Regions from separate parts of the Homo sapiens genome. Here region 2 is linked to region 1. A link is a loop called in an ENCODE intact Hi-C map of the cell type or tissue named here. Cell type or tissue: PC-3. All regions are shown on one strand. Each heading gives the region's core, and the rest is flanking DNA. Links, peaks and the distances in the headings are about the cores only. Region 1 overlaps P4HA1 (prolyl 4-hydroxylase subunit alpha 1). Region 2 overlaps ECD (ecdysoneless cell cycle regulator).

The links. Hi-C counts contacts between places; a loop is a spot of excess contacts. Peaks named below come from ENCODE experiments on the same cell type or tissue, not always from the same donor. Only the 100,000 strongest peaks of a DNase experiment are listed, where the experiment ranks them.
Region 2: it touches region 1 in a loop (3-fold over the local background); 3 of 110 quality-filtered maps call a loop at or near these places.

Annotation. Positions count from the first base shown.
Region 1 is chr10:73,041,867-73,047,255 of GRCh38, forward strand. It overlaps P4HA1 (prolyl 4-hydroxylase subunit alpha 1), which reads right to left. Exons shown (of 15, transcript NM_001017962.3): 8 at 5,059-5,235; 9 at 3,115-3,185. Among named protein-coding and RNA genes, the nearest start is that of P4HA1, 52 kb to the right of the region's middle. In PC-3, for the core only: no CTCF peak of the experiment used is centred there; a DNase peak (open chromatin) is centred at 2,725; H3K4me3 peaks cover 1,727 bases; H3K27ac peaks cover 4,727 bases.
Region 2 is chr10:73,156,566-73,161,954 of GRCh38, forward strand. It overlaps ECD (ecdysoneless cell cycle regulator), which reads right to left. Exons shown (of 14, transcript NM_007265.3): 3 at 3,869-3,986; 4 at 3-90. Among named protein-coding and RNA genes, the nearest start is that of ECD, 8.7 kb to the right of the region's middle. In PC-3, for the core only: CTCF peaks have their summits at 2,680 (motif pointing left) and 2,879; a DNase peak (open chromatin) is centred at 2,676.

The DNA of each region.
Region 1 (5,389 bases), core at 101-5,100:
CTCTGTCACCCTGGCTGGAGTGCAGTGGCATGCTCATGGCTCACTGTGGCTCTCTGTAGCCTCAACCTCCTCAGGCTCAGGTGATCCTCCCACCTCAGCCTCCCAAGTAACTGGGTCTACAGGTACATGCCACCACACCTGGCTAATTTTTTTTGTATTTTTTGTAGAGTTGGGGTTTTAACATGTTGCTCAGGCTGCGGTCTTCATTTCTAAAGGCTTCTTGTCAAGTAAATTTTGTATTAAATAAATTTGTATGATTTTCTCTTGTTAATCTGTCTTTTGTTATAGGGGTCTCAGCTATGAAGCTAGTGATAGGCAAGAAAAAAAATTTTTCTCTCTTACTGGGGCAAAAGGGCAGGTGGTGTTATACAGCAGAGACAAGAAACCAAGACGTGTATAGTAACGTTTAAGGTTAATATATAAAAGGCATATGGTCCTGCCCAAAAAAGAAAAAGGAAATGCTGAATCAACACATTCGGTCCAGCCTAATCTTTTTCTTTTTGAAGACAGCAGTAATCTTCAAAATTTCTCTGAGTACCTCCTAAAATGCCTGTTAAAATCTATGTTTGCCTTTGCATAAATTTTTTAGTTGACAACTAAATTTTTTCATAATTTAGTTTCGAATGATTGAATTGTCATATTGAAAACGTTGGTAATTTCTAAAAAATGATTACTTTAAATGTATCCACTGGAATCTAAATACCATAATGATTTGATATCCACCATCATCCACTTAAAATATGTGAACAAAATATTTTTTAATACTTGGACATTTTACATCTTTTTTTTTTTTCTTGATGTTATAGTTTCATTCCATTCTTATCCTAGAACAGTTAATTCTCAACAGGGGTGGAGTCACTAGAGGTAGTGGTGGGGATTTTACCTATCAGGGGACATTTGACAATGTCTGGAGACATTTTTGATTGTCACAACTTAAGGAAGGGTGCTACTGGCATCCAGTGAACCACAGATGCTATTAAACATCCTACAAAGCTGAAGATAGCCCCCAAGAACAAGAATTATCTGACTCAAAATGTCAATAGTGCTATTGATAAGGTTAAGAAACCTTGTCCTACAGTGACACATTTTTATGCCTGAAAATCTTTTATTTATCACATTATACTTATCTATATTAAAAATATTTATACAATTAACAAAAATATGAATTTCCTAAAACAAAAAGCCTGTGTTAAAGACCTATAAAAAGGCTGTGTTAAAGATAGTATCTTCTGGATTGTTACTATAATTATTATTCACATTTGTTAATCTAAATAACATGACTAAACAATCATTATCAAGTATAAACAAGTGAAAATGTATTAAGATGTTCCTAATGAGATGGATGGGGCTTATGTTTGTTATATTTCATTAGTTATTGTGTCTGTGGATAAATATTCTACTTGTTAGAATAAAAATTCAGCACAAAGATATTTCTATTTTCATGAGAGCCGAGAAACCTTCACAAGTAGATGGAAAAGGAGTTCTATTGTAATACTGTCACCCAATTCTGTGAGCTCTAAGTTACACAGTGAGCTCTTTTTAAAAAACATTTTAGTGATCAATCAACTAATAACCTAATAAGATTATCTTTAAACACTGTTAAAAGCAAGGAACTTGCAAAGGCTTTGTTATAAAGGCACTTACTTACGCAATACCTGCAGCTACTAGGTGACCCTGAGATTTTTAAACCCCTGCTTTACTGCAGAGTCCAAAAGAGGCCTTGTTTAATGAAGGGAATTTGGGAACTTCTCTTAGTTCAATATGAGAACACATTTCACTTATCAAAGTTTGGGGAGCCTCAACAGACATTATGTAAGTTAATGTTACTTTGGAAAACCCCTATTAACTGCCCCATAACCATGTTTATTAGTCCGTCATGAAAACTCCAGCACAGATATTATCAAACATCTATGCCTAACCACCTAGGTCTTAGAAACTATATCATGAGTTTTCAGAAAATTAGATTCCCAAGAAAGAAATGGTCCAAATATGACTAAAGTTCTCTCCATTACTCCCTTACCTCTTAGATACTCTGTACTGTGCTGTGGTCAATTTTCCAGTCTCAGGGTCATGTACTGTAGCTCGGCTCAGCTACAAAAAAAGAGAAAGGACAAGGACTTACTCCAGTAGCAGGCAATTTTGGGCTTTTTGTTTGTTTTGTTTTGCCAAGCCACAGGTGATTGGAAGGGTTCAGATTGGTCTGGATGGTGGGTAATGGTCTCGAATCCACAAAAACATTTAGAAAAGTGGCAGTAAGAACAGCCACTTCCAAATCAAGAGAAAATGAGTTGACAGATTTTTGTTGTAGATTTATTGTCCTTTCACTTTTTTTAAACAAAAAATCATTTGAAGCTGTATGTAAATGATTTATAGCACTGGGTTTCACAGAAACTTTCTCAGATCTAGAAGTTATTTAAATATTTTGAAAAAAAATAGTAGACTCCTTAAATTCATTTTTCAAACCTCTCACTGAGATAAAACTGTTTTTAAATCTCTCTGGCAAAGTAAAAGGCAACTAAGTTTACAACTAATTTTTGGAAGACAGAGCTCAGAAGCGTAACTCTGTTCTTCCTACTGCCAACTTTTGAGTCAGCGAATTTTTTTAAATAAAAAACTCAAACAGGAGGAATACAGATTACTACATAATGACAATGTTATTTTACAAGATGTATGAACAAATGCCAACGTAATCACCATGAAGGAGGATATGAATCACCGCAGCATTTATGAATATGAGAAAACTGCATAGGTGAAGACTACTACTCCCAGATTCAGGAGGCTGCTGCTTTATTTCCCCCTTTGGCAACAAAAGGGAAAAAGAAAACAAGTATCAGGCCACTTCCTGGATATTTGACACCTGATCTGAAGAAAGATAAAAAGCATATTAATTCCCTAAAAATAACATACCAATTAAAGGTTAAAAACAGAACTTCTAGTGAAGGAGAAAGACCTGTGAAACACAAAGCAGTTTATCCATGCGTTATCCTGTTTATATACAGGGTGGTGACTTGAGCTGGTGACTGAAAATGACCCACTTTCCTTAAATGAATAATTCCTGTAAGATGTATAAAACACTCATTAGAGGGCAAAATATGCAGCATACACATCTCTTACCTTTTGCTAATTCTGTAATGTACCGTCTCCAAGTCTCCTGTTATTGGGTTTGAAATGGTGGCTCGCCTCAGCTGTGAAGCCAACCATCAAAATAGTTGCATTACAAAACAAAAAACTGAATCACATTTACCCAACCAGTCAGAATTCCAGGGTTTTTACAAAGGAGGCTAAAAAGAGAAAATAACTCCATACACTTCCAGTCACCTTGTGCTGAGCCTTGAAAGCCAGTTAGTTTTTTAGGTTTTTGGGGTTTTTTTTTTTTCTTCAATTTTTTGTTTTGCATAGATGGAGGACATACAAACAAAAGAGATTGGAAATTAAATTTCTTTCAATGGTGAAAGGACATGACAGTAAGAAAAAGAGACATATCTAAAATTTGAAGTCTAATTTACAGTTAAAATAGCCATCTGGGGGTGGGGAGAGAAGGGGAAAAAAAGAAGAATGCCTATTTGCAATTAATGATCCATTCCAAAACCTTTGACTTTAATTTTTTTTAGTGATGGAACTGTTTGCACAGGTTAATGTTTAAAATTCATTTTAAGGTCAATCTTTTGTCCCTTCAAGATAGCCACTCTCATTAACATATACAGTGAAATAATCTTGGACTGAGAACAAAGGCAGAGGAAAAGAGCTCATAAATGTTAAAAACAGCAAGAAAGAGGTGACCGCCTAGATAATAATTTCAATTTTTTTTAATGGAACGATGATTCTGAGGTTGTGAGAGCATGAAATTTTATTGCCATTAAATTTATTGATCAAAAACAATCCAAATTGAGGAATCTCCAGAATATAACTTGATCTCCAAGTTGAAATGAATTAATTACCTTGGATGGCACCAATAATATATATTAATGTTAGACCAGTCTTTTGCATTTATAATGTAATCTTTGGCCAAAAAAAAAAAAAACCACCAATTTGGAGAAGCAGAAAAACTCTAAAAGAAATTCTAACTTCATTTTGTAGTATAGATATCCAGATAATTCAAACCTTTGATATAATAAGGGTCAACAAACTATGGCCACAGACCAAATTCAGCCTGCTACCTGCCACTGGAAATAAAATTTTACTGTAATATAGCCACACTCTTTCATTTACATATTTTCTTTGGCTGCTTTTGCACTATAATGGCAGAACTAAATAGTCATGACAGAGATCATATGGCCTCCAAAGCCTAAAAAATATCTAATATTGACCTTTATGGAAAAAATCTGCCAACTCCTGTGTAAGACAGCAAAGCATGCCTAGAATTTATTCAACAATCTCTTTATGAAAGTGATGGCAGCTTGTATTTTACTATCAAGAAGACCAAATATGTTTTAAGAACAAGCTGATGGGGGAAAAGGCAAGAGCATAAAGGGTAGTCTTTTCCACATTCTCACTAAAGAGTTTTTATGCTCAACACTAAGCTTATAGATTGGGTTTACGTTAGATTCTTTTTCTTTTTAAGATAAATTCTGTGGGTTAAAGTCAGAAAACTATCACCATTTCAAATTAACATAATACTTGTGCCCAATTATATCTTTTTATAATAGTAACAATGTGCCTAAAAGGGAATAAAAATACTTCCACGGTATTCTTTCAGTAAAAATACAGAAGTGAAAAAGCTGGGCTTTGAGTAGCCTCTGAGATTAAAAGACTCCAAAATACAGAGAAAAGTTTATCAGGAAGACAGTGAAACACAAATTTGTTAATGGTGAATAAAAATCTCACAATAATTTTCATAATTCAGTGCTTAAAACCCAGTTAAGGGTACATTACTTGTGTTGATAACAAATGGAAAAACTGGCATAAACACAGCATCATTAGTAACTCCATTATGCTGAGGCAAAATATCTTTAAAAAATCTGTGGCATTATTCGTATATCAATTATCCTATTTTTTTACAAAGAAAAATTGATACAAAGGTACAGTAAATTGAGGAGAAAGAAAGAAAACATTATTTACCCTTGGTTTTGCTAGGTCTTTGACGATTTCAATTTCTGCATCAGAAATAATATCATGGAAGCGAATAATACGAGGCTTGTCCCATTCATCCTCCTGTTTAGCTGGAGCCAGAATAAATTTAGGATTACGGTTTCCATCATGGTAGCGGCAAAAGAGTTTTTTCTGTCTCCGAGGGGTCTAAACATAAAGTTAAGAATATGATGAATATATTACAGTAATAATACTTTTAATATCTATTCCTATGCAGATAAGAGACAATAATCATGCTTGCATATACAGAGTATCTCTGGAAAAACATACAAAAGAAGCAGTACTCTGCAAATATTTTGCC
Region 2 (5,389 bases), core at 214-5,213, 110 kb after region 1:
ACCCTATTGGTGCTATTTTCAGGATCCAGCCATTTAGGGAGAAAGTCAGCAGCTTCTATTAACAAGAATTCACCATCATTGTCTTCAATCCTAATGCAAGAAAATTTCCAATTTTGCATTCAAAAAGCATATATCTGCTAGTAACCAAAACAGTTTCATTCTAATACATTTTCCTCTTCATCTTAGTAAATATTTGAGTATGTACTATGTGCAGATGGCTATAAGAAAGCAAAATATTTAAGATAACATTAAGCACTGAAGGAGACTGTAAGATTGTAAGGAGGAGTTGAAGGTAGATATGATAAGGAGAGAAGATAAGCAATTTACATAAAGAAATATTAGACAAAAATATGAAAATATACGAAAGTACTATAGGGTTCCAAAAGAAAAAAAAGAAACACATAGCTGAGATTAGAAAAGCCTTCATGTAGGAGGTGTTATTTGGGCCTGAAAAGATAATTATTTCTGCCTCATTTGCATCACTTTTTTTTTTTTTATTTTGGAGACGGAGTCTCGCTCTGTCACTCAGGCTAGAGTGCAGTGGTATGATCTCGGCTCACTGCAACCTCCACCTCTTGTTTTCAGGCAATTATCCTGCCTCAGCCTCCTGAGTAGTTGGGATTACAAGTGCCCGCCATCATGCCCAGCTAATTTTTGTATTTTTAGTAGAGACAGGGTTTCGCCATGTTGCCCAGGCTGGTCTCGAACTCCTGACCTCAAGTGATCCGCTCACCTCAGCCTCCCAAAGTGCTAGGATTACAGGTGTGAGCCACCACGCCCGGCCCGTATCACTTTTTTAAATTTAATTTTTTAAAATAGGTTATACATTCACATGGTTACATTTTTTAAAAAAATGTATTAAAAGTTACATGGCCAGGTGCAGTGGCTCACGCCTGTAATCCCAGCACTTTGGGAGGCCGAGGTGGGCGGATCACCTGAGGTCAGGAGCTCAAGACCAGCCTGACCAACATGGAGAAACCCCGTCTCTACTAAAAATACAAAAAAAATCAGCCAGGCGTGGTGGCCCATGCCTGTAATCCCAGCTACTCGGGAGGCTGAGGTAGGAGAATTGCTTGAACCTGGGAGGCAGAGGTTGCGGTGAGCCGAGATCGCACCATTGCATTCCAGCCTGGGCAACAAGAGCGAAACTCCATCTCAAAAAAAAAAAAAGTTACAAAATAAAAAAGTCTCCCTCCTACTTTTGTCCCTATCTGCTCAACCCTACATGCATCACTGCTGTTTCTTGTATATCCTTCTAGAGTTTGCTTACACATAATCTAACTATAGAAATATATACTTGTATTTTCTCCCTTTTTTACACAAGACATGGCATATTTTATATACTGTTATATATCGTTCTAGCTCTATACTTCTATTTTTATTATTTTATTTTATTTTATTTTATTTTATTTTTGAGACAGAGTCTCACTCTGTCGCACAGGCTGGAATGTAGTGGTGCAATCACACTCACTGCAACCTCTACCTCCTGGGCTCAAGTGATTCTCCTGCCTCAGCCTCCCGAGTAGCTGGGACCACAGGCATGGGCCACCACACATGGCTAATTTTTGTATTTTTAGTAGAGATGGGGTTTCACCATGTTGGCCAGGCTCGTCTCGAACTTCTGACCTCATGTGATGCTTCCGCTTCGACTTCCCAAAGCGTTGGGATTACAGATGTGAGCCACCGCCCCAGGCCTACAATGTATTGTGTTCTTGAAACTTGCTAAGGCAGTAGATTTTAAATGTTCGCACCACACACAAAAAAATAAGTATGTGAAGTAATGTACGTTATGAGCTCAATTCAGCCATCCTACAATATATATGTATTTCAAGACAACATGTTATACATAATAAATATATAAAATTTTTATTTATCAATTTTAAAAATAGGCTGGGCGCAGTGGCTCACACCTGTAATCCCAGCACTTTGGGAGGCTGAGGCAGGTGGATCACTTGAGGTCAGGAGTTTGAGACCAGCCTGGCCAACATGGTGAAACCTTGTCTCTACAAAAAATACAAAAATTAGCCAGGTGTGGTGGTGCACGCCCATAGCCCCAGCTACTCAGGAGGATGAGGTAAGAGAATTGCTTGAGCCCGGGAGGCAGAGGTTGCAGTGAGCCGAGATTGTTCCACTGCAGTCCAGTCTGGGCAAGAGAGTGAGAGCCTGTCTCAAAAAAATAAAATAAAATAAAATAGAGCACAGTGGCATGTGCCTGTAGTACCAGCTGCTTGGGAGACTGAGGCAGGAGGATGGCTTGAGCCCAGGAGTTCAAGTCCCGCCTGGGCAAAATAGTAAGACCCCGTCTTTAAAAAACTAAATAAATAATAAATAAATTTAAAACATTTAAAAATTTTAAATAAATTTATTTAAAGATAAAAATAAAATGAGTTATCGCTTAGATTTACATCCTGAAATATTTAAGGATCAAATGACAGCTACAGATGAAATAATAATGACCATGAGTTGGTAATTGTTGAAGCTGGATAATGGGAACATGTGGGTTCATTCTTTCTACTTTAATGTATGTTTAAAATTTAAATAATAAGTTTTCAAAGGTTTTTTTCTCCCTTCTATTTTGTTCTGTTGGGAAAGAGGTTGAGTGGGTAAAAAAAGATCAGAATTTGGGTGCTGACTAGGAAAACTAGGACAAAATATAAGTGGGCGGAACGCCCTCTGCTGGCAATACGTGGTTAATTACAGAAAACCCAGGTCCCATTTTTAACGTAATGTTACCTACTTTGCTTCCTATACAATTGTGTTCACTGACTTCTCTTTAAATTGTTTCTGTGTATGATTTCTCAAAAAATATAGCTATGGTCTAGTACAGGAATACATATTTAAAAATACGTGAAATATGTGTGTATGTGTATGAATGGAATTTTATTTTTCAAAGATCCACAAGGAATTTAATGGTGATTACTTCTGGGAAGCAAGAGCAGTAGAAACCTTTGTATCTTTTGAATTTTGTTTACCACATGTATTTGTTTTTTCATAATTAGAACTTTAAAAAGAAAACCTAAAATAAGTAGGTTTTATTTGAAATCTTTTGGAAGTTGAACTCTTTGACAGTACTTTAATTTTTTTTTTTTTTTTTTTTGAGACAGTTTCACTCTTGTTGCCCAGGCTGGAGTGCAATGGCGCGATCTCGGCTCACCGCAACCTCCGCCTCCCAGGTTCAAGCAATTCTCCTGCCTCAGCCTCCCGAGTAGCTGTGATTACAGGCATGTACCACCATGCCTGGCTAATTTTGTATTTTTAGTAGAGACAGGGTTTCTCCATGTTGAGGCTGGTCTCGAACTCCTGACCTCAAATGATCCGCCTGCCTCGGCCTCCCAAAGTGCTGGGATTACAGGTGTGAGCCACCGCGCCTGGCCGTGTACTTTAATTCTTTCTCAAGAAAAGGAAGCCACAAGAGAAGAGAAAGAAAACACAGATATGGCTGGGCGCGGTGGCTTACGCCTGTATTCCCAGCACTTTGGGAGGCCAAGGTGGGTGGATCACCTGAGGTCAGGAGCTCCAGAGACTAGCCTAGCCAACATGGTGAACCCTTGTCTCTACTAAAAATACAAAATTAGCCAGGCGTGGTGGTGCACGCCTGTAATCCCAGCTACTTGGGAGGCTGAGGCAGGAGAATCGCTTGAACCCGGAAGGTGAAGATTGCAGTGAGCCAAGATCACACCACTGCACTCCAGCCTGGGTGACAAAGCAAGACTGTCTCAAAAAAAAAAAAAAAGAGCACAGATACTATTAAAATCTGTACAATTTCCAGCAGACTACAGGAGAAAAATAAATTACTAAATAGATAAAAATGTAGTCACTTTGTTTCAGTAATAGAATTCCTTTAGAATAATTAAAATAACTACAATACCTTGCTACTAACTCTGGAAATTCCTTTGTGATCTGCTTTATTACATAAACAATAAACCATTCATCCTCAATGTTATCCCCAAACTTTGTCACGCCAAACATATGAGCAGGAACACCTCCTAAAAACAAGAGAAAAGCAACCATGTAACCAGATAAATTTGTTACTGCAAATAAAATGCACATAATCATTCAACTGAATACACATTCATTGACTGATTGCTCTAAGTACTGGGGAGCAGGGGTTGCAATCCTGAAGAAGAAGCCTACTCCTGAGGAGCTCAGGGTAAAACAAGACAACCAAATGATCTCAAAACAAGATAATGAACTCTAGAACAGGAGTGTGCAGTAACGGCTATGTGAGTATAAAGGAGGGGATATCTGTGCTATGCTTGCCTGGAGGAATGACAAGAGGTGAGCTTTCCAGAAAAATGGAAAAGTATGTGCAAAGGCACAGAGGCATGATGTATAGAGTATGTATGTATAGAGTATTCTGGGAATACCAGGACGCTAGATTTGGATGGAGCAGAAGTTTTCAAACATGTGCACTATTCACAAACACATGGAAACTAAACAACAACACACTCTTGGAATAAATCACAGGGAAATTAGAAAATATCTTGGGACAAATGAAAATGAATGCACATCATACCAAAACTTAAGGAATTCAGTGAAAGCAGTGCTAAAAAGGAAGTTTGTAGTTGTGAAAGATCTCAAATCAACAACCTATACCTCAAAAAAAAAAAACAAAAACTAAACCCAAACCTAGCATAAGGAAGGAAATAATAAACATTACAGCAGAGAGAAATATAGAGACCAGAAAAAATAATAGAAAAACAAAACAGCTGAGTTGGGTTTTTTTTAAAAGATTGACAAACTATTAACTTGATTAACCAGGAATAAGAGCAAATACTCAAATAACTAAAATCGGAAATGAAAGAGGGGACAGTACAACTTATGTCATAGAAATAAGAAGGATAAGAGAATTCTATGAACAATGGTATACCAGTAAGTTGGATAACCTATAAGAAATTGACAAATTCCTAGAAACACAACCTGTCAAGACTGGATCATGAGAAATACAAAAATCTGAACAGATCTATAACTAGTAAGGAGATTGAATCAATAATCCAAAAGCTCCTAACAAAGAAAAGCTGGCTTCACCGGGGAATTCTTCCAAACATTTAAAGAATTTGACACCAATCCTCCTCAAAATCTTCCAAAAAAATAAAAGGGAGGGAATTCCCAAATTCCTTCTGAGGCCAGCATTACCCTAATACCAAAGCCAGACAAAGACAATATGAGAAAGCTGTAGATCAATATCCCTGATGAGTATCAATGCAGAAATCCTTAACAAAATATCAGCAATCTGAATTCAACAACACATTAAATAGATTATTCACCACGACCAAGCGAGATTTATTCCTGGGATGCAAGGATGGTTCAACACACGAAAATCAATGTACAGTTAATATCCCACATTAACAGAATGAAGGTCAAACAAGTGCATTACAGAGTGTCTCAA